Regions from separate parts of the Homo sapiens genome. Here region 2 is linked to region 1. A link is a loop called in an ENCODE intact Hi-C map of the cell type or tissue named here. Cell type or tissue: PC-3. All regions are shown on one strand. Links, peaks and the distances in the headings refer to the core of each region. The heading gives the core; the rest is flanking DNA. Region 1 overlaps ARHGAP6 (Rho GTPase activating protein 6). Region 2 overlaps ARHGAP6 (Rho GTPase activating protein 6).

Region 1 (11,326 bases), core at 3,095-8,094:
TTATTCAACTGCAAATAGGTATATAAGTAAAATAGTCTTACTCTAGGAAATGGCTAGGTTGAGAGACTATCAAACAGTGATATTTTAACAATGTGTTACATTATTAATTATCAACACATCCTCTTTTAGGTTTCCTTTGTAGAGCACACTAGTTTGTTTGTTTGTTTGTTTGTTTGTTTGTTTGTTTTTCAAGAGAAAAGGTGACAATATTTGGGTCTTTATAATTGTTTTTTCTGTATTAAAGCAAAAATGTAGTATAAATGTATACTACTGTGTGACTATAAAAGTCATTGAGAAATATTATTTTTTATTTTGTCCACTTGTTATTAAATCTTTCTTTTCTTTTCTTTCTCTCTTTCTTTCTTTCTTTCTTTCTTTCTTTCTTTCTTTTCTTTCTTCTTGAGACAGGGTCTCACTGTGTCACCCAAGCTACAGTGCAGTGGCATGATCTCAGCTTACTGAAACCTCCACCTCCTGGGTTCAAGTGATCCTCCCACCTCAGCCTCCCCAGTAGCTGGCACTATAGGCACCCACCAGCATGCCTGGCTAATTTTTGTAGAGACAGAGTTTTGCCATGTTACCCAGGCTGGTCTCAAACTCCTGGGCTCCAGCCATCCTCCCCTCTCCGCCTCCCAAAGTGCTGGGATTACAGTGGCTCTATGGAACAAATTCATATGTTAATACCCTAGGATGGGAGTTAGGGAACTTTTCTGTAATGGGACAGATGGTAAGTATTTCAGGCTTTTGAGGCTATACAGATTTTGTCACAACTACTCAACTCTGATGTTGTAGCTGAAAGAAGCCATAGATAATATGCAAACGAATGGACTGGGCTGTGTTAAATTAATACTGTATTCACAGAAACAGACAGTGGACTGGATTTGTCCCAGGGGCTGTAGTTTGCCAACTCCTACTCTGGGAGAAAAATTGTTTTGCTTACTTATCTGTCCACAGTCTACAGGGGAGTGTAGTGCTTCAGGCAAATTGCTTCTTTTATAATATATGCCTAAACTGAGCATGGTGGTGCACGCCTGTAATCCCAGCTACTTGAGAGACTGAGGTGGGAGGATCACTTGTGCCCCAGGAGTTTGTGTCCAGCCTGGGCAGCATAGAGAAACCCTCATCTCTTAAAAAAAAAAAATGTGCCTAAAAGTCCATCTTTTCACTCTGACTTTTGTGTAAAATGTCCCCATTGCTACCATATTGGTTCTATTAGAGAGAAAGGCAGGGGTTACACACTTTTGCAACTCATTAGGGAGAGTAGAAGCAGATATTGATAATAATTTCCTTGTTTTAAAAGCTGTTAGAGCACATGAAAAAAAAATTCAACTACTAAGATTTCCTTACACCCTAGCTGAACTGCTCAGTTAGAACTGCTCTTGAATATCAAAGGCTAACGTGCCCTGCCTGCGTAAGGTGGCAATATAAACTGAGGTAGACACTGTGGGATGCAGCCCCTTGGCCCCCAGCTGGCCTCCCCATCCCCATGGGGTCTACATAGTCACCTGGCACCAAGAAAAACGTGCTTTTTTCTTTATTTTTCTTTGAAGTATTCACTGGTGCTTTGTTCAAACTGATTTTAGCATCCTCTTTGAGTTTGAATCAGATACTTCAAAGAAAAATATAGAAAAACGAAAACAAGTATCTATGTATTTGTTACTCAGATTTAGTAACTGTTAACATTTGTTCTTATTTGCTTTGGATATTTTTATCTTTTTTAAAATAAAGAATCCCTTTCATTGACACAATTGTAACCCAAGAATTTTCCCCATTCTTTCTAAAGAGGCTATTGTCAGAGGAATCTGAATTATTTTCCACTTATTAAAATTGGTTATTGAGAGGCAAAAGAATAGAAAGAATATTGATTTTATAGTATATATTCAGAGCATCACTGGTGCATAGTATGAACGATTTGATCCAATTTGTATGGTTTTCTGCCCATCGAAGACTGAATAATATCATGAATCTACTCCCAAGAGAGACATAGAGAATGCATCACATCTCTTTCCTATTGGGAATGGGATATGAATCTAAAAGACAGTAAATATAAACCATCCTAATTCATAATAGAGAGCTGGATATATTTTTCAATTTCAATGGCAACTTTGAAAAGTACATTATTTTTCTCTGCTGCCTTTAACATACTAATTGCCTTGTGGTATAAATGCTTTCATAAATGCTCTCTCATCTGATCTTGTGTGATAGTTACAATAGATGGTATTACAGCTCTCTCCCAGGTAAGGGTATGGATGCACTGGGATGTCTGTACAGTGTTTGGCAGTCTTGGCTGGACCTTTGTATCACCTACCGAGCTTTGAAAAGATACTGATTCTGAGCCTATCCACAGAGGTTCAATCCAACCAGTCTGAGCAACAGTATTCTTTTCTTTTCTTTTCTTTCTTTTCTTTTTTTTTTTTTTTTTTTTTTTTTTGTGATGGAGTTTCACTCTTGTTGCCCAGACTGGAGTGCAGTGGTACAGTCTCGGCTCACTGCAACCTCCGCCTCCTGGGTTCAAGTGATTCTCCTGCCTCAGCCTCCTGAGTAGCTGGGATTACAGGCACCTGCCACCACCATGCCCAGCTAATTTTTGTATTTTTTTAGTAGAGATGGGGTTTCACCATGTTAGCCAGGCTGGTCTTGAACTCCTGACCTGAGGTGATCTACCCACCTCGGCCTCCCAAAGTGTTGTGATTACAGGCGTGAGCCACTGCGCCTGGCCGGGCATCAGTATTAATTGATTCTACTGTACTGCTGAGGTTGAGAACCCCCAATGGACCGACCAGTGGTTCTCAAGTAGGGACTATTTGCCCCCGCAAGGGGACATCTGACAATGGGACATTTTTTATTATCACAACTGAGAAGGGGCATCCCCTGGCATCTAGTGGGTAGAGACCAGGGATGCTGCCAAATATCCTATAGCACCCCTACAACATAGAATTATCTGGCCCCAAAGGTCAATAATGCTTATATTGAGTAACCCTGATTTAAGCTGGACTAAAGTCCCTCTGACTCTAAGCCATATTGTTTCCCCAGTCTCAAGTTGCTAGATTATTCAAATTAGTCATCCTCTTATTATTGCTGCTAATAAAATATATTTTAATTAGGTTGTTCTTCAAAACAACATTTACAATGACTTTTTAGTTTATCAGGAACCAAGTGATCTTGTGTCATAACCATACTGGGATAGGCAAAAATCCTTATATTAAACATTTTCAATTACTTTTATCAGAATACAAAACAAGCAAGCAAACACACAAAAAACAACACACCATCAAAAAGAAGAAAAGAGCTATTTCTCAACATAAATTGCTCTGTATGTATTATCCCAGATGAGCAATGTGTATTATATAAAGCAGTGGATTTCAAACTTGAGAGTGCATTGAAGTCACCTAGAGGGCTTGTTAAAATACTGATTGCCGGCCTCATCTCCAGAGTGCCTAGTCAGTAGGTCCGGGGTGGGGTTCAAACAGTTGCATTTTGAATAAGTTTCCAGCTAAGATTGACATTTCTCTCCTAGGGACTATACTTTGACAATCATTAATGTAAAGAATTTCTCTATATTAGCATTTCAAATGAATATTAACCCTGGGGACCATCTATTAAGGCCTCAAGTTAATATTCCTAAAAGTTAAAAATCATTTTATCATAGTATACAAATAACTTAAAATATGATTCATCAAGAAATATAGAGGGCTTCCTAATTCTATAGTTACAATCAGGACAGCCCTATAGAATCAAACCTTTTGCTCCCACTTCTAAGAGCAGCAAGAGCTAGCAACAGCAAGCTTTGCTTAAGAACAAGCCTAGTAGTTTTATGAATGCACAGCTCTCTACCTGATCGGAAATGAAGGGATGCCAGTTCACTGAGACATTTTTAAACGCATCTGGTCAATGAGAAAGTTGATATTTTCTGTTTCCTGATGTGTATCCTTCAAATTATACATAAGTGCTTAAGTGAAAATGACTTGATCCAAATTCCCTTAGCTTTGGATACATTAACATATGCTCATGGAAGGGTGGATGGGATATCTAAAATTTTATTGAAGTGTATTGCCTCTCTATAAAATAACAAAACCTTAACTCCTTAAGTAATTAAAATATTTGGCAGAAGTGGCTAAATAATGTTAGATTCAAGTATGGAATCTGAAGCCCATTTCAGGTATTTCAAGAACAAGTCAATTATTCATCCAGTCTATCAGCCAAAGACACTTGACAGAGAGCAGTGACATGGTGTTTTGTAAAAGGCATTTCCATAGTACTAGTGCTCTCATTTTGTTGTCATCCAGTAGAAAGAAGTGTACACATTTGTGAAGAAATGCATGAGGTAATAAAACTATTTAAAAATCCACATTTTCTCAATTTAGATGGACTTTTCTTAAACTAGTATAAAGTTAGGTGTTACCATATATTTTGTAGGCATAAAAATCTAAACCTCAAAGTGGCAGAATTCAAGAGTACCCATCCCTTATTTTCTACAGGAGTTCATCTGAATCCCTTGATAGTAAAGATTTTCTTTCTTTCTAGAACCTGACATAATTCCTAGTACATACCAAGTGATAATGACACTTTCATTGAATTTACTTAAATAGCTATATGAGAGGTCCATGTATTTCTATATTTCATGAATTTCAAATTATATATTTCAGTCCCATTTAAAGTTAGGATCTTTATAAAGAAAATCCTGAAGAGGATCCAGACTATAGCGTCCAATGTGCAAATTTTTAATTGTGAGCTAGAGATTGAGAATAAAGGAAAGTTATTGGAAAATTTTCCAAGAACTAAGCCTTTCTGTTGTGCTGGTATTGATGATATATGTGTCAGTCAGCAATAAGACTACCAAAGGTGAACTAAATAATCCGGTGCCATAAAATGTCTTATAAAACTTAAGCTGCTAAGAAAATCTAAGGATTAAAAAATGTACCTATTCGCATACTTCTGCTGTTGTGTGTTTAAGAGCAAACTGAGAGGTTGCTATGGCATTACTTATGCGTGCATGGCAACAGAGCGAACTTAGTGATTCAGCTTGATAAAAGAGGAAATTAGCTCACCATTTCCCCTTTCCCCAAATCAGAGTCAGATATCCAAATATTTCATTTTGAAATGGTATATCCATCAACACGTTCTAATGGATGAAAGTCAGTGGGGGTGGGGGTGGGGGAAATGTCATAAGGTGAAATTCGTATGTCATGTGCTTACTTTAGGGAATGCAACTTGTGTCTAAACAGTCTATTCATATCTCTGCATCCTTCTTTCCCCCTGATAGGATGGGGTTTCTCAGTGGCATCTGTTGGGTGAATATACGATGATGAGTAACACTTTGGCAAAAGACAGCAATTTATCAGCCCGTATAACTTTGTTCTAATGGAAGTGGATCATCCCAGAATTTGAGAAAGAAACATTGTTCAGCTGTGAAACTCCAATTCCCTGTGTGTAACAGCCCTCCAGGGAAGGAGTAGATTTTGTCAGCATAATATGTGAAGTTTAGTCATTATCAACTGCACAAAGCAGAGGTCAGGCGTGGGCGTACATGTGGGAGGCACTATTATGAAATCAACCCACAGCCACTGCCCTGCTGGGGTGATCCAATACAAACAGAGCCAAATGTCATGAATAAATGCTGACATTTTATCACATGATTAGTTTAAATATTATTTTACTACTGTGCTTTTTCTTGTATTATTTATCTTTCACATCTTTATTTTGTTTCCGGTTTCCTTTCTTTAAACTGATAAATGAAAAATAGGGAAGTATGTTTTGAGTCAGTACTTTGACCATGAACACAGGAAGTTAACTGAACCCTCCACCACCAGAACAACAACAACAAAAAAACTCTAAACCTGTGAATCTTGGAATCTTAGATTTGTTCTGGGTTGACATGGGTTTTGGAATCATAATTTTATTAATTTATTTTTTAATTTACATAGAGTAAAATTGACCTTCTGGAGGGTATGGTTCTATCAGTTTTGACAAATACATAAAGTTGTGTAGCCAACATCACAATTGTGATACAGAAGAATTCTATATATACCACCCCCCACCCCCACCCCCACCACCAAATCTCTTCCTTCTGCCTTTTCGTAGTCAACCCCTCTTTTCACCCTCAGGCTCTGGCAACCATTGATCTGTTGGAACTGTATTAATCTGACCGTTTTTCTCCACTCTGTCCATTCATGCAACAACCGTTTATTGATAATCTATGCTGAGCTCCATTTTAGGTGCTAGGGATGAAATGGTGAACAAGACTGACATAGAAGTTTCTATCTGGAAACAAGATAATGAACAGTAGTAAATCAGTAATTCCAAATTGTGGCAAATGCTGTGTAAAGAACAGAAATATTTCTGTGACAACAGATATCTGAAGGCGAAATCTTTTTTTTTTTTTAGACGGAGTCTCACTCTTTCTCCCAGGCTGGAGTGCAGTGGCGCGATCTCGGCTCACTGCAAGCTCCGCTTCCCGGGTTCACGCCATTCTCCTGCCTCAGCCTCCCGAGTAGCTGGGACTACAGGCGCCCGCCACTACGCCCGGCTAATTTTTTATATTTTTAGTAGAGACGGGGTTTCACCGTGTTAGCCAGGATGGTCTCCATCTCCTGACCTCATGATCCACCCGCCTCGGCCTCCCAAACTGCTGGGATTACAGGCGCGAGCCACTGCACCCGGCCGAAATCTATTTTAGACACTGTTAAGAAGGTTACTCTGAGAAGGCAGCATGTAATCTGAGGACTGGAGGAGGAGAAGAAGCCAGCTGTGTGAGGTGTGGGTGGGGACACATGGGGTAATCATTCCAGGCGGAGGGAACAGTATGTACAAAAGAGAGTTGGGAGTCTAGTGAGTGAAGGGAGCAATGCCATGAGGTGCTGTAGATAGATAGGCAGAGCTTCACTAAGGTGTATGTACTTCATTGCATTGCAGTGAGAAGCCATTGAATTAGGATGGGGCTCTAATGGGGATGGTTTGATTGATGTTTTGAGCTCTGTGTAGAAAATCTGTGGTAGACCAGCAAGAATGGATACAGGGGACCAGTTGATTTGCAGCCACCATCCAGTTGACTGTTAATGGAAGATTGGGCTTGGCAGCAGCTGTGGAGATGGAGAAGGGATGGATTTGAAATATATTTTAGAAGTATAAGCAACAGGACTAAGTGTTTAATTAGATATGGGTAAGGGGCTGGTGAAGGAAAAGGGGGAATCAGATGTGACTCTCAAGAGCTTGCTTGAGCAACTGGGTGGGTGATGCTATTTACTAACATGAGTAAAATATTGAGAGAGAAACAAGTTTGTATTGGAAAATTTAAAAGCTGGGGCTTTGGACAGGCTGAAATAGAGAAACCCATTAGACATCCGTTTGGAGATGTGATGCCCCTAGATGGGGATATGCATGTAGAATTCAGAGGAGAGCTCAGAGCTGAGGAGAGAGAAATTTGTGTCATCATTTAACTTTTAATTATTCATTATATCATAAATATACAATTTAAATATATTATTATATTTTGATATATTAACGTTAATATAAAATCTGTATTATTAACAATTTATTCACTGATATTTATTGAGGGCCCACCATGAGGGAGACTTAGTGAGGAAATGGAGGTATGATGGTGAGTGCAAGCCTGTATGATCTGAGACAGGCTGGCAGTAGTCACACAGATATGTGTAAAATTTAAGGGACCTCAGTACCACAAAGGAGAGGGTTCTATGAAAGGGCACGAGAGGGAGATTCGACTAAATCTGGGTGGAGGTGAGGGTCAGGAAAGGCTTCCCTGCGCATTAAAGAATGAGGAAGTGGGAGAGGATATCAGATTAAGGAAAGAACATGGATAAAAGTCGGTGTGGTAGAAGACCAGAGATTTTGGTTCTCAGATGCACTGTGATTCCAATTTAGATGTCCAGAAGGGCATCCCAGGAACATCTCAAGCACTTCAGGCAATTCACATTCCTTCAGCAAATATTTGTTGAGCACCTGGAGTGTGCCTGAGATTCTTTCAGGTGTTGGGAATTCAGCAATTTATGTGCAAAAGTTCTTTCCCTCATGAAGCTTGTTTCTTTCTGGTGGAGCTGATTCAGGAGGTTCACAAATTCCAGACACATCTTCAGAAGGATTGACTAAGAGATGTTGGCCTGCAACAGAGCCATGAGGAGTGCCAGCATTTAGAGCTCTAAAGGAGCAGAAGCAGCAGCAAAGAACCTAGAGCAAGTGGCTAGTGAAGGAAAAAGAGAGAAAAGGGGTGCGTATAGCAAAAGCTGGGGGAGGTCCAGATGGCAAAGGTAATGAATGGCCAGCTAGGTTTAGTGGTGCTGAGGGATCAGGTAGAATAAAAGCAGAATAGTCGCCCCTCAGCTTTATAACATGGCAGCATTGGGAATTTTTACCAAACCAGTTTTATCTGAATAGTGGAAGTAGAAAACAGATTGAGTTGCTTGAAGGAGTGTCTGGGAAGTGAAAACTGACAAAGTGAGAAGATATTGGCAATTGAGAAGTGAAAAATTGCTGATGACTTTAGAGAAGTTTGCCTTCAGTTCGGGACTTCATTATTTTCCTGCAGGAAAGAGTCTTCTGTTAGTGGGGAGATTAATTAACTTATTTTTGCCCAACTTGTCTATCTAAAAGGAAGAAAGTAGTAATACATTAAAAGATTGAGACTGCTGAGGATGAAATGGGGTAGTATATGCATGCAGTGGATGCTCACTAAAAATAAGAGCTTGCATTTATAGTATTTTAAGTTTGCCAGTCTCACTCTACCTGACATAAATTTTCAGTAATTATCTTATTAAATGCCAAGTAAGATTCAAATTATTATTAACTGATACTCAAGGGAGGAAATAGGGTAAGTTAAGCAAATTGCCCTAATAACGCTGCTCATAAGCCATGGCCCTCGGAGAATTTGAATCCATATTTTCTGTGGTTTGGACATGGTTTGTTTGTCCCCATCAAATCTCATGTTGACATTTGACGGTCAGCATGGTGATATCGGAGGTGGGGCATAGTGGGAGATGTCTGGGTTACAGGGATGGATCCCTCATAAATGGCTTGGTGCTGTTCTCATGGCAGTGAGGGCATTCTCACTCTTGACACTAGATTGGTTCTCAGGGGAATTGATTAGTTCCTGCAAGAGTGGGTTGCTAGAAAGCCAGGACACCCCTGGGTTTGGTCCCTCTTTGCACATGTCTGCTTCCTCTTTGACCTTCTCAGACATATTTTAATGGAACACAAAAGCTCTGCTGAAATCCAAGCAGATGCCAGTGCCATCTATCTTGTAAAGCCAGCAGAACTTTGAACCAAAATAAACCTCTGTTGTTTATTAACTACCCAGCCTTAGCTATTCCTTTATAGCAACACAAAATGAAGTAAGACAACATCTGTTGACTTGGTTCTATGCTGTGTTTGCTCCACTTGGTGTTGTAATTTTATTCCCCTATAAGAATTGTATCTGCTTAAGTGGAGACTGAGTATTCATCTACTTTGTATCCCCATACTTACCATTGCATTTAGCCCAGTGCCTGGCACAAAGTTTGCAGTTGTGAGTGGCACTGATATGAAATTTCTCAGCCCTTGGCCCAGCCTTCTTGGGCTGCTCTTGTTTTTGAAGCTCCAGTTTATACTCAGGAGAAATGCTTTGGACTTCAGACCTCCAAACTGATTCATGTTACACATATCATCAGTGGAGAAAGTGGGACAGAGTAAAGGGTGGAGATAGCTCTTGAACACGACAGTAGAAATGGTATGATGTTAGCAGAAAATTAATATGTGCACATCTTGTTGTACTGAGAAATACTCTAACATTATAAGGAAACAAATAAAACTGATCATTGCTAGGTGACGTATTATATATATAGTATATAATGTAAAAATACATATATAGTGTATGTTGTATATAATGTAATTGAATATTATATTGTATATTATATGCAATGTACATCTATATATCTATAGATATCTACCCTTGTGTATTTTTTTCCTACAAAATGAAATACTTTCACCATCAGAGAGTACCAAGTAGGAATATTCCCAGGAGGGTCTGAGATTGGGATGCAATCTCGGAACCCATTAAAGAGCCTGGGGACAGGTGGGCTGTAGGAGTCCTGTGGAGAGCTTAAAAGGTGTCTCTTACCTCTTGAAAGAAATGACTGTGAGGGGTGAAGTAAACTGACCCGGTGTACGTCTCCCTGGGATATATTACTTACTAACTTTTAGGTCTTACCTAGGACACGTATATAGGAAATGTTCCTGAATCATGCTTGGCTGCATTATTTCCCTGTAGTGGCAAAAGTGGCCTGCAGAAGCTGTGCATTCTGGGTCCTTGCTAGAACCCAGATGAATGTTGCTTGGGAATTGGAGAGGAAAAAAGGAAACAGAGCACTCCCAAATTCTTTCCCAAATCTCTTGGATCGAAACATCTTAAATTGCCATTTTTATATGTCCAAGATGGTCAAATAGTAACCATTTCACGCAGCTCAACCAAAAAGTATGATCCAGCTACTACAGAGATGTGGACATTGGAAGGCCTTCTTGTTGGTTTCAAGTTTGGCCAATTGGTAGACATCTGGGGCTGTATATTAAGGCATCTTGATTTTGTGAGCCAGAGCAAAGGCCTTCTTGTTCCTGTCTCTATTTGAATAGTATCTTTGGTGAGAGAGTGCCAGCGTCATCTATTTATTATCCTTCATGCTCAGTGACTATGTGAAAAGAAAGGAAAAGACCTTTAAAGCTGGGGTGATTGTCTAGACAGTCCTAAAATAGCTGCTCCAGGTGCAAAGGAAGCCATAAAATGCAGACAAAGCATGAGACTCCTTTGGCGAAAATACAGTGTGTTTGAACTCTCATAGGCTCCCTGTAAATTATGAAGTAGAAAATGCCCAGGAGACTAGATTCCAATAATTATGATCATTAGTTATTTTAAATTGCCACCACTTACTTCACACAGAGGCATTCTCTGTGTGCTAAATTAAATTTAAAATATTTTAAAAATAATTATTTGAATAATTCAGAGCTGAAATAGTCCAGGTTGAACTATTTAGCAGGCTGAAACACCTGTGCAAGCTTTAATTCAAAATATACAGAGAAGTGACTTCATTTTTCACTCCACTGTGGAGGTCTTCTAATACAAAACAAGACCTTCAGCAGGAGTCCATGCCCCCTGGTTCTGCACCTTCTTGCCTTCTACTTTGTCCTGTGCCTACCCACTGCACTCTCAAGGTCCACCATGACCCGGCCCTGCTCCACTCCAGCCGTGTCCTCTAGGGGATCGCTGCCACCTTTTACCTAGGCCTCCCCACCATGGCCTCTGCCAGAGCCAGCTCCTTGTGGGCCCATGTGGAAATGAGACCTC
Region 2 (11,326 bases), core at 2,346-7,345, 86 kb before region 1:
TAATTAATACAGTTTGGAAAACTGTTAGGCATTGTCTAGTAAAGTTGAAGATATGCATGCCTATGACCCAGCAATTATATTCCTGGGTTTGGACCCTATAAAAATGCATGCACATATGCACAAGGAGATATGTATAATGATGTTCAAGCAGTGTGGTTTTCAGTGGTCCAAGATTGAAAAGGACATAAATGTCCATCAACAGTTACAAAGATAAATAGTAATAAACACATATAATGGAGTACTAGACAGCAATTGGAATGAACAAACAACAGCTACATACAGCAAACATGGATGAACCTCAGAAACGGAATGTTGAGCAAAAGAAGTCAGCTATAATAAAAACATACTTATGAATCTGTTTACATAAAGTTAGGAAACAGGCAACACTAAGCTCTAATATTTATGGATGCCTGACTTCCTAAAAGGCAGTGGATTTCAACCAGGGGTGATTATGCCTTTCCCCACTCCCTGGGGGACATCTGCAATATCTAGAGTCATCTTTGGTTGCCACAATTGGCGTAGGGGGAATAATACTGGCATGTAGTGGGTAGAGGCTGGGGATGATGCAAAACATTCTGCAATGTCCAGCCTCTACCATAAAGAATGATTGGTTCCCAAATGTCAAGAGTGCTGGGGTTGAGAAACCCTGCTGTAAAAGGGAAGTGAAGAAGTGAAGTCATGACAGTGTCTACCACTGGGATGGAGGAGGGAAATACAGCCAAGGGACATGGGGGTCTAGGGTACTAGCAATATTTTAATTTTTGACCTCAGTGAAGGTTAGACAGGTGAATGTTTTGTAACAATTCATTAAGCTGCACATTATATGCTATTGATTTTTCCATTTCAAAATGTTAAAAATACTCCAGGGGCTAGATTAACAGGACAATAGGATGGCATAGTGTGGGCACTGGGTTTGGGGGAGGGGATTCCCCATCTTAGAGGGTCTCATAGTAACTCTGTTAACAATGGTGGGGCTGGGCCTTCAAGAAGGGCCTGTCCTGCCATCTGAAGTGATTTTTAGTACTCAGATGGGCCCTCAGCTCTTCCTACACTCTGAAGTTGAATTTGCTTCCACAGATTTGGGTAAAGTTTTTCTGAAAAAAGTAATCACCCTTGCATTGGCATTAACTGTGGAAAATTTTAACTCAGCCTATAGGCAGGCAGAATAAATGCAAACAAGTATTTTAATTTAAATGCTCTGGCAGAAAGGGCAGCATTCAGTTCTGGAAATGCTGTAATGTTTAGGGACAGGAAGACATGGAAATTCCACAGTTAGCAGGGCACGTTTTCTCTTAAAGGTGATGCTAGTAGAGTAACTCATACAGATTATTTTTAAGTCCTCTCTGGGGTGAATGATAAACATCAGATAAATTTATTATTTTTTAAAAAAGAAAAACAAACAAAAAAGAACATTAGCCTAGCAGGCTCTTAACCAACAAATTGGATGAACTTCAGCCTCCTCTGAAGTGAGGTTTTATGTGCTTCTTGCTGCCTTTTTATCTCTCTCCATTACCCCAAAGGATCAAATGTGCATTTTAAAACCACATGCCATGTCAATATACAGTTTAGTTGACCTAGAACAATACCTGTGCATAGTATGCACTTAAAAATATTTATAAAGTGTGGAATGATAGACAATGGACACTCAGAAGGGCAGTGGGGTGGATGATGGTGAATTACTTAATGGGCACAATGTACATTCTTCTGGTGATGGATACCCTAAAAGCCCTGACTTCATCACCACACAATCTATCCATGTAATGAAATTACACTGTTACCCCATACATTTATACAAATTAAAATTTAAAATTTAAAATAATATTTGTTGAATAATGACCAAGTGAACAAATAACATGGGAAGGATACTTGGAAGTAGAGATATGCAAATAAGAAATTTTGATTAGAGTGGTGTTTTAAATATACCCTGAAATATATTTAAATGAAATAATGAATAATGTGTGAAATTCAAATTGTTTAAGATTGAACAGACTTCTTAGAGTTCTGCATGATCTTCTAGATCCTTTCTGGAGCTTTGAGCCTTACACAATTGGACTAAGAATTGAAGGAGGTGGATGATTCATTCCAAGGTGATTTAAGAGTCTTGCAGCATGAACTGATCATTTCTTTAGGTGCTTTGCCCAATCTCACAAACTCTTCAAACACAGAGAAAAAACAATCCTATTGCACTTGAACATTTTACTCCAACTTAGCTATGACACTTTAGCAATAAATAATGCTAGAAGGCAGAAGTCATTCCTAAAATGTAAGTACACAGTGTGGGGCTGATGGAGTATTTTTGGCTTACAAGAATGTCATTTAGTGACTTACTACATTTTTGAAAGAAAGAATACAAACCAAATCCAGGATGACCCAGTTTTAAGAGGTGACTTACTCAGGGGTAATGATCAAAAGGCTATGGTTAAGGTTTTAAGACCCAGGGATCCACCTTGTGTTGTTTAAATATATTCATAATTAAATAGTATTTGTAGGGAAAGGGATTTTTAGCTTCAGGGGCTTAAAGGCAAGCGTGATGGAAGAAAAAGTCCTAAGGCTGGAGTGTTCACCTTTATGAATAGACCACAGTGAAGTGAAAGTCCCTAAACTGGGGCTTGTCTAGGCCATTGAATTACATCTGTACACACGTGCCCCCATCAGGCTGCCCTGGCTGCAATTCTCTGAAAGATGCCAGATGGTGAAGCTCAAGCTGGTTCTCTGTCTTATTCTGAGGATCTTTGATGACTTTGCTCTAAAGGTTGCTTTTAGCAGCAGAACAGAGTGAGAGTAAAGAGGGAACTTTAGTGTGTCATTTTTCGAGCTCTGCCTGGACATGTCACAGAGCAAGGAAGGCCTCCAAGGTCAATGGGCATGCTCATTTCTCCTACAAAGCAGAAGAAAGGAGACTTGGGTAGATCAGGCTGTGGGAGAATGAAAGACTTGGGCAAATAGTTCAATTGACTTTCTCATAAGACAGGCAACACTGTTTGGAAGTTCCTGGGTTTGGCAAGGGATTGATTTTAAATTTATTTTTATTTTTATTTTTTATTTTTGCAGTATAAAATACATGTAGTGAAGGGTGTAAATTACACTAGTCTGAACTGTACTGCACAGTGAATGTTTACATATGGGTGTACTCTAGTAGCTGCCATACAGATCAAGATATAGATCATTTCCAGCACCCTAGAAGGTTCCCTTGTACCACCTTCCTAGTCAATACCACCTTCCCACTTTGGTAACCACTGTTATGACACCTATTACCATGGATTCCATTTGCCTATTGCACTTAAACATTTGAATTTCAGTTGCAGAATAAATAAGTGAAATCTTACAGTATGTACACTTGTGTCTGATTTCTTTCTCCCAACATAATGTTTGTGAGATTAATCCATTTGTTCTGTGCATCAGTAGCATTTTCCTTTTTATTGCTGAATAGTATTCCATCATGTGCACAGACTACAGTTGGTTTGTCATGCATCAGTTGGTGTACATTTGGATCGCTTTTATTTGGGGCAATTATGCCTCAACACAGTATGAGCATTCTGGTATATGATGAGATTATTGTACTCTGTATATCTAGGGGTGGAATTTGCTGGATTGGAAGGTAGGCCTATGATTGACTTTAGCAGATATAACCATCCAGTTTTCCAGGTGGATAAACTGTCATGGGACTATCTAATGGTAGATTCCTCAGGCCACTTGCACCCCTGGCTTCACATTCCCACTGCTAATTATAATTATGCTGTGATTGTTTTAAAATATTACATGCCAGTGGATGGTTCATTCAACTAAATTGTAAGGGCTGAAATTCCGGGGCCACATCCAACTTTCCTCCCCTCTCCTCCCCTCTCCTCTTACACAGAGCAAGTGGAGAGTCATTCAGCCGGTTCAGTACAGTGGGACCCTGACAAACTGGCACAAGCTACCCCCAAGCACATCTTCCACTTTGTAGCCACCCCTCTGGGGCTTGCATTGATTGATTCATGAGTCTGGAGTCTCTACTCTGGCCCCAGGCCTGGCCTTCCTCTGGGCTCAACTTGTGGGAGGCTGGACGTAAATTACAGAAGGACAAGGCTGTGGAGGGAACTCGCTGATCTTCTCCAAGGTGTTTTAAAGTGCAGGTTTCCATGAGGGGATTTCAGAGCAGAGGCCAGTTTTAAGGGTTATTGTGAACCTACAGAATGTGCCCTGCAAGCCCCCCTGGAACTCGGGTCACCCTAAGTGACCAGCATCCTGGGCAGCCTTGTCCCCGCAGCAGTTCTCCTGGGTAGCATGACTTGGTTCCTCTCAGTCCTGCCCTCCCCAAGGGTCCCCACAATTTGAGACTCTCACAGAAGAAGGCTTTCTAGAAAGGGAAACTCTGCCCTCCCAGGAGAAGGCTCTGAATCTCCTTCCACTGTCAGGCCCACACCTCCTTCAAAGTTAGTGAAAGTCTCTCTTTCTTGGAAACCCAAGTTCGCCTTCTCGCTGGCATTAAAGGCTTTGGCAGTCCCCGCCTCAGCAGCCGGGGTCCCACGGGTCCGGGGAGGGTGGGGTGGCAGGAGGCAGGCGTGCCGGCCAGCCTGACACCTGTCGTGGGCGCGTTCGGCCTCCGCAGCCCCCAACAGCTGTCAGCGGCGGCGGCCGCCGGAGGGACCCGCCAGGAGCGGAAGGAATTAAACGCCCGCCCATCGCATCAGACTCGGCCGCTCCCTCCTCCTCCTCCTCCTCCTCCTCCTCCTCCTCCTCCTCCTCCTCCTCTTCCCCCTCCCCCTTCGCGCCGCTGCCTTCTCCAGGTCCCCACCGGCTCCGCAGCGGCAGCGGGACGCTGTGCCAGGGGCGCTTTGCACAGCACTCGGCACGCACGGAGCAGGGCTCGCGCCCAGGGGCTGCCCCAGGATGGCAGTGAAGTGCGGGGAACTCAGAGAGACACCGTGACCCCAGGCTGAGCCCAAGGCGCGCCACTCCTCCCGGAGGCGACATGGGGCACCCGGTGTACCGCGGCGAGAAGCCCCAGCTGCACTACGCGGTGAGTGTCCTGACGCGTGCAGAGGACACAGGGGGCGCCACTGGGCCGCTCCGGGTGGGGACTGCGAGGGGCGATGGTAGTCGGGGCTCCCCACAGGTCCACGGCTGAGGGGGTGGCGGGTGGCCGGGTACGTCACCCCGAAGTGCCACCTGCTCACTAACTCAGTGGCGCTTCCCGAAATCTTTTAGAAGGTACAGGGGAGCCCCAACCCTGAATTCAGTGTTTCTTTGCCCCAACGCTGTGGTCACTGCATCTGGGACGGGGCTGGACTCCGCCACCACCTCGCTGACAAAGGCTGACAAATGGGGTTCCTGGGGTTAGGCCTAGGTCGCTCATTCAGCCTTCAGTCAGATATGTTGAAAGGACGAGAATAAGACTGGACAGGAGGCAGGGCCGCTTCATGATCTCAGTGTGCGGCGAGTGGATTTGCTGAAGAAATGCTGCCGGGAGCGTTGGGGTGCAGCCGTTTCACTCCTTAGAAAGGGAGTGCATTTCCCTCCTACTTTGTGGCGGGACAGAATGTTGCACATTATCATTAATGTTGCACGCTAATACAAGAGAATACCAGGGGCTCTTCTGTCGTACCTTCCCCCTCCCTTATGGTGGCTTCTGTTCTCCCTGTTGATACAAAGATTTACTGGGGACCTACTGTGTGCCAGGGACTGCGCTAGGTGCTGCAGGTACTGCAGGAAACACAACAGAGAGAAAGCTCATGGGATTTGCCTTCTTTGAAGAAGGAGTCAAGATTTTAAGGTTAACGACCGACCAAATCCAGATACTAGATGAGTATATTCTTTGAGAGAGAGAAAAGAAAGGAAAGAAGGAAAAAAGGAAAGTTGTTTCTGAGGAATGACTACTACTTCTGAAGATTTCAAATGCCCCCTCCAGGAAGGGGGCAGGGAGAAGGTTTACCTTATTCCAGTCTTCAGACATTGATTTTCCACGTGTGAGATGTGTCGTTTTGAGATGAGACACTGCAGTTGTTCTGTCATCTGCTAATTTACTGAGTTTTCCTTGAATTGATTTGCACTGTTGAGACTGGACGTTCTGACTGCCAACTTTAAAAATTGGAGAGAAGCAGGCAGAGAGTTGACAAGAATCATTAATATTTATAATCAGGCAAAGACAGTTAACTGTCTGGAATTCGTGTCTTCCAAAATCCAGTCCCCAACATAAAAAAAAAAAAAATTGTTTTTTTGAAGAAAGGAGTAGAGGTGGACAGGGGTGGTGGACTCAGGCATCCCGGAGCTGCTCCAGTTGGTTCCTGGTGTCACCTCGGGGCTCCTGGATTAATTGCAGGGCCATTGGGCAAATTGCACACCTCGTACACTTCGCTTTCCTCCACTGGAAAAATGAAGACCTGAATTAGGAAATTGTTAAGATACCTTCCCAGGCAAACGTTCCAGGAACCTGTAACAGCTCTTTCTCTGGTTTTTCTATAGTTACTTGTCTTGAAACACCAAATGAGATACTTGTAAGTTACTAATGCTCGTTCATCTGTCTTGGAGACACCGGTGGCTCAGTGATTTGCCTTTTAAAGTAGTTTAAAGGGTAACCACTTTTCAACAGAGGTTGCTTTACACTGAAGGAAGTAGAGTCTGTGCTCATTGTGCCCATTCAACATCTCCACCCCACCACCTTTTTGAACTGTGTGCTGGTACCCTTTGATTCATGATCTGAGGTCTTTGCCATTTGCAAGAGTGCGGGTGGGGGAGGAAAGGTGAGAACGGGCTCCTTAATTTTAAAAAAATCTATTCATTCAATGAATGGTTATTGCCTCAATTATGTAAATATATTACAAAAATATTTTAAAATTGTCATTTAATTAGGCTGTCTGATTCTTCTAAAATCATAAACTGAAGAGTCAAGCCGATGCTAATGTCCCCTCTTGGGGCTCTGAAGACTGCTGATGAAATAGCCCTTTATTCTAGTACAGATTATCATGTATGTATATTCTGGTTTAAGACTATAAAAAGGAAGATTCCAGAGGGAATTTGTTGGGATTCCAGGTTGGAATAAGTCACCCGGGCTCTCTGAAGTTTCCTATGCATACTTTAGGATGAGAAAGCAGCAGCTCTGAATCAGTCACGTGTCCAGAGAATGTTCTTTATTAAGTGCGACCCATTGTTTTTCATATTAGTATAACCCTTGGTGGTATAATATCTATTCTAACGCTGCACTTTTGTTTACTTCCCTCATTTGGGTTTTGATAATTCCAGAGCTTGTTTTGCCGTTTAGCACAAATATTCCACTTACTTTGCTCAACAGGGTTTTGTCCCACTGTGCATTTTCCTGTGATCTTGGGTTTTTTTTGGGTCTGTCTTCCTTGACATGAATGACCCTCCATGTGTCCTTAATACCTCCTGCCTCCTCTGAAATATAATTCGGGGATAAGTATGTAATGCTCTTCCTTCAGTGCTTTTTCGTTTGTCCAAGGTGAGACTGCATATAAGAGGTCAGTGGCTCACATTTGATTCATTCAATAAACATTTGTTGAATGCCTGTTGTGTTCCAGGTATTTGGTCAATTTTCCAAAGAGACAGTTAGATAGTGAAAATGTTAGGAGTTGCTATGGACATCTCACTCATCTTTTTAAATGGTCATAATGGTCACAGAGAGCAAAATGCAATTAACTAGACAAGAACATCCTCCATTTACATAAACAGACATTTTCAAAGTATAATACAACTGTCTTCTTGCTTTATCATCACACACAGAAAATAATGTGTGTTAGCAGCTAATGTTCTCCTCAAAAAATTTCCTCCTACAGTTTTCCCACGTTCAGATTATGGTGACTCCGTCCTTCCAGCTGGGTGTTGTCCTTGATGCCTTTTGGTGACTGAATCAGATTTACATTTTGAAATGATCCCAGTATGGAGTGAGGATGAGGAGGAGCTAGAGTGCATCCTGGTATTTGGGCCTGGGAGAGATTCGAGAAGATGACTGATGCTAGGGTGGCAGCTGGGTAGGAGGTTGAGAGCAGTTGGCATATTGGAGAGATGCTTAGAACATAGAACCTGTCAGACTTAGTTTGGATGGGATAAAGAGGTGATAGAGTATGAAGGATGAGGATGACATGAATGAATCAATGATTTTCTGGCAGCATTTCTAGAGAAGCTCTTGAAGTTTATATAATAAGCAAATAGTCATAATGATATTTCCCTCCTTGTTACTGTCTTATACAGATTGCAAAATATTTGAACACAGTCTAGGTCAATTTCAGTCTGAAATCCAATTGCTGCCTTATGCAGGTTTTCTGTTTCCTGATTGAAGAAATCTAAGCTCAGAACAGTAGAATTCAAGGCAGCACATGTGTCGCTGCTGACAGAACTGAGAGCTTTATCCAGGTGCCCTGATCCTGCAGTGCTCTTCTGAGTCATTTAGACAATGAGGATAGTCGAACCTAATCATCCCTCTGCGATCCACTTTGCCACAGTAATAAACCAACAACCAAATGTTGGACCTTCAGTGACTTAATGTGACTATCTGTATTGTCAAATTGCATGGCCAAATAGCTTTTAAATTTGACTAGTGTAGACAAAAACTAAAAATTTAAGTATCCATTAAGTTCAATGCAATATCTTTATGTCTTTCTGAAAGACACTAAAAAAAATCTGGATTAAAAGCTTGGCCTTGTGACTTACTGGGGACCTTAGGAGGCTCAAGCTCTTCTCTCCTGGTGCCCCAACCTGTCTTTACCCTCAAGTGGGGCAGAGAAAAGCAAATCAGTGTCCATTATACAGTCACCATCAGGAATCCCTGGACTGACATCATTCATTTCTCTCTCGCTGGCAGGTTGAAAACTTGCTGGGAGTAGTACTATGTGTGTCTTGTCCCTGCTGTCACCTGGACACCTAGCAGAGTGCTGGAAGCACAGTAGGTGCTCAGTAGAAATGTGTTGAATGACTTCATGAATCTAGTAGTTGAGACCTAGTTTTTGAGGTCCTAAGCTGCTCATTCTCCTTCCTTGTACTGGTCTAGTCTGAGCTCCTCTGCTGCTGATGTCACTTCCTGTTTGGTGTGGTCACTGCACCATCTGTGCTTTTGACCACAGCCTTGTAATCAGATGCTGACTCTGCCCTTGCTCCAGTTAACCCCTTCCTAAGGAACTCACCAGAAGTGCCAAGCTGCTTACCCTGACAGAGAACCTGTTTTCACATAGAATGGAAACTATGAAAGTTTCCACGTTTGTTCTCTATGAACATTCAATTTTCAAAGACTTTGAAGTCATTAAGTTTGCTTAATAATTGAGTGGTATTGAATACAGGATACTCTCTGGTAATTCTGAAGATGCCCAGAACTGGGCGCCGTTGCAGGCCTATGCTGATATGAATCAGTTATCATCCATCGGTGCTAACAGTGTAGACATCTTAGGAAACTCAGCAGAACTTATACTGACCTGTGGCATGGCCCAGAACTTACTTTTATAAAACCATTTTTATATTACTCTGGTTGTCATTTGTCTCCTCATAAAAGCAAAATTTTTTCAACTTACAAATATGTGAGAGATTATTGAATCCTCTTAATTGACACCTCTACTAATTGTAGATACCTTTTCTACTCCCACCCCCAACCTGGCATGCTTACTTTTCTGCTGCATGCAGAAATTTTCCTGGATGAGGCCTCTTTGGTGTGGAAGCCCCATCATCTTAGGAAGCTACATCTCCCCTCCTTCAAACCACTCATTAAGTACCACTACTAATTGATAAAAAATCAGATTCCTGTTGGATGTTGCATAGCAGACATCTCTGCCAATCATTTGAAAACAATTACCACCCTTTGCCTAGTCCTTTCTGGTGATGAACTTTTATTATTTACTTTTCCTGTTCCCACATTGTGATAACCCTGGACCACACACACATGACTCTCAACTTGGTTGTGAAATTATTGTCCAGTCATACAAAGTCTTCATTGGGTTCTTGATTCCTCACTTCCCTGTCACCTGTTTCATTCTCAGACTTTCCCATCTCAGTGAGTGGTTGGCTGTCCCTATGGCCAGTGCAATCTTTTTAAAAGGTAATGAAATAGTGACATTTCAGTGCTTAAGCTCTTTGGTTGGTTTCCATTCCACTTAGAATAATAGCTTCATCCATGACCTTGACCTTCCAAGTGCTCCTTACATGGTCTTCTCTGCCTCATACCACACCCCACTCCACAAGCTTATCATTGCCTGGCCACATCTGTGCCCTTTCTGTTCCTCAAATGCGACCAGTTCTTTTCTGCCCCAAGCCTTTGTACTTGCTGTCCCTTCTGCCTGGAATGTCCTCTGTGTGATAGGCTTTTTTTTTTTACATCCTTCAAATTGCAGGAAAAATGTCGCCTTTCCTGACTGCTTTCTCTGAAGTGTTTCTGAGCCCACTCAGTTACCCTGGATCATATCACACTAGCCACTTCCCTCATTGTTCACATCACCACTTGGTATTATATTATATATTCATTGTTTGTCTGTCTCCTCTGACTAGTGTGTAAGTTTATTCAGGGCAAGGACCCAATGATCCTTTCCCACTGTCTTTCCACTGCCTTAGAGCAGGTCCTGGCACAGGGTAGGCATACAATAAATATTTATGAGAACATGAATCTGGCTGCCTGTGTATTTTTCCCTAGGTTACGCTAGGACTTTCCAAACTTAACCCTTTATTAGTTGATGATTGAGGTCAGAGGGAGAGACGAGACTAAAAATTAGCTTTCCAGTTTCACTGAATTCTTACTAAACGAGAATCTCTAAGGACCAGACTTGGAATCAATCCTTTGAAAAAGCTTTGGGGGTGGTTCCAATATCAGCTGGGTTTGGCAAACACTGATTAATTTACACGGTGAACCACTTACTACTCAAGCAGCCCCTACAAAATGTAGGATTCAGCAGCAAAGTAGATTCAGAAAGTGCAATACAATACTTCACCTCAGCTGACTCTGAGGTAATCTAGTACAAGTTTTCAGAGCAGTCCTTTGTTTTACCACCCAGTGTTCATTTCAGCCAAACTCTCTAATGATACAAAAGGTATAGGAATACTTCCTCTATATAATGTCATCTGGCAATATGTCCCTCGGTATCCATATTCTAGGTAAAATCGACCAGTGGTTCTGAACCAGAGGACCCTGGGCAATGTCTGGAGGCACTTTTGGTTATCATAACTGGCAGGGGTTGCCACAGGCATCTATTAAGTAGAGACCTGACATGTTGCTGAACATCCTACAAAGCACAACACAACCCAACAAGGAGTTGTCCAGCCTCAAATGTCAATAGTGCTGAGACAGAGAAACCCTGACTTAATTGTATCTCAGTAGATATCAAAATCTTAAATGTTTTTGAGAACAATTTTGTAT

The links. Peaks named below come from ENCODE experiments on the same cell type or tissue, not always from the same donor. Only the 100,000 strongest peaks of a DNase experiment are listed, where the experiment ranks them.
Region 2: a loop joins it to region 1, with 2.5 times the contacts of the local background. A loop is called at or near these places in 2 of 110 quality-filtered maps.

What each region holds. Positions count from the first base shown.
Region 1 is chrX:11,335,784-11,347,109 of GRCh38, reverse strand. The region is part of intron 1 of ARHGAP6 (Rho GTPase activating protein 6); the gene reads left to right. It also overlaps the pseudogene GOT2P7. Among named protein-coding and RNA genes, the nearest start is that of MIR548AX, 23 kb to the right of the region's middle. In PC-3, for the core only: no CTCF peak of the experiment used is centred there; DNase peaks (open chromatin) are centred at 4,999 and 5,449; H3K27ac peaks cover 2,517 bases.
Region 2 is chrX:11,421,224-11,432,549 of GRCh38, reverse strand. The region is part of intron 1 of ARHGAP6 (Rho GTPase activating protein 6); the gene reads left to right. LOC124905246 (a long non-coding RNA gene) reads right to left here. Exons shown (of 2, transcript XR_007068392.1): 1 at 5,915-11,326. Among named protein-coding and RNA genes, the nearest start is that of MIR548AX, 110 kb to the right of the region's middle. In PC-3, for the core only: a CTCF peak has its summit at 5,062; no DNase peak of the experiment used is centred there; H3K4me3 peaks cover 2,002 bases.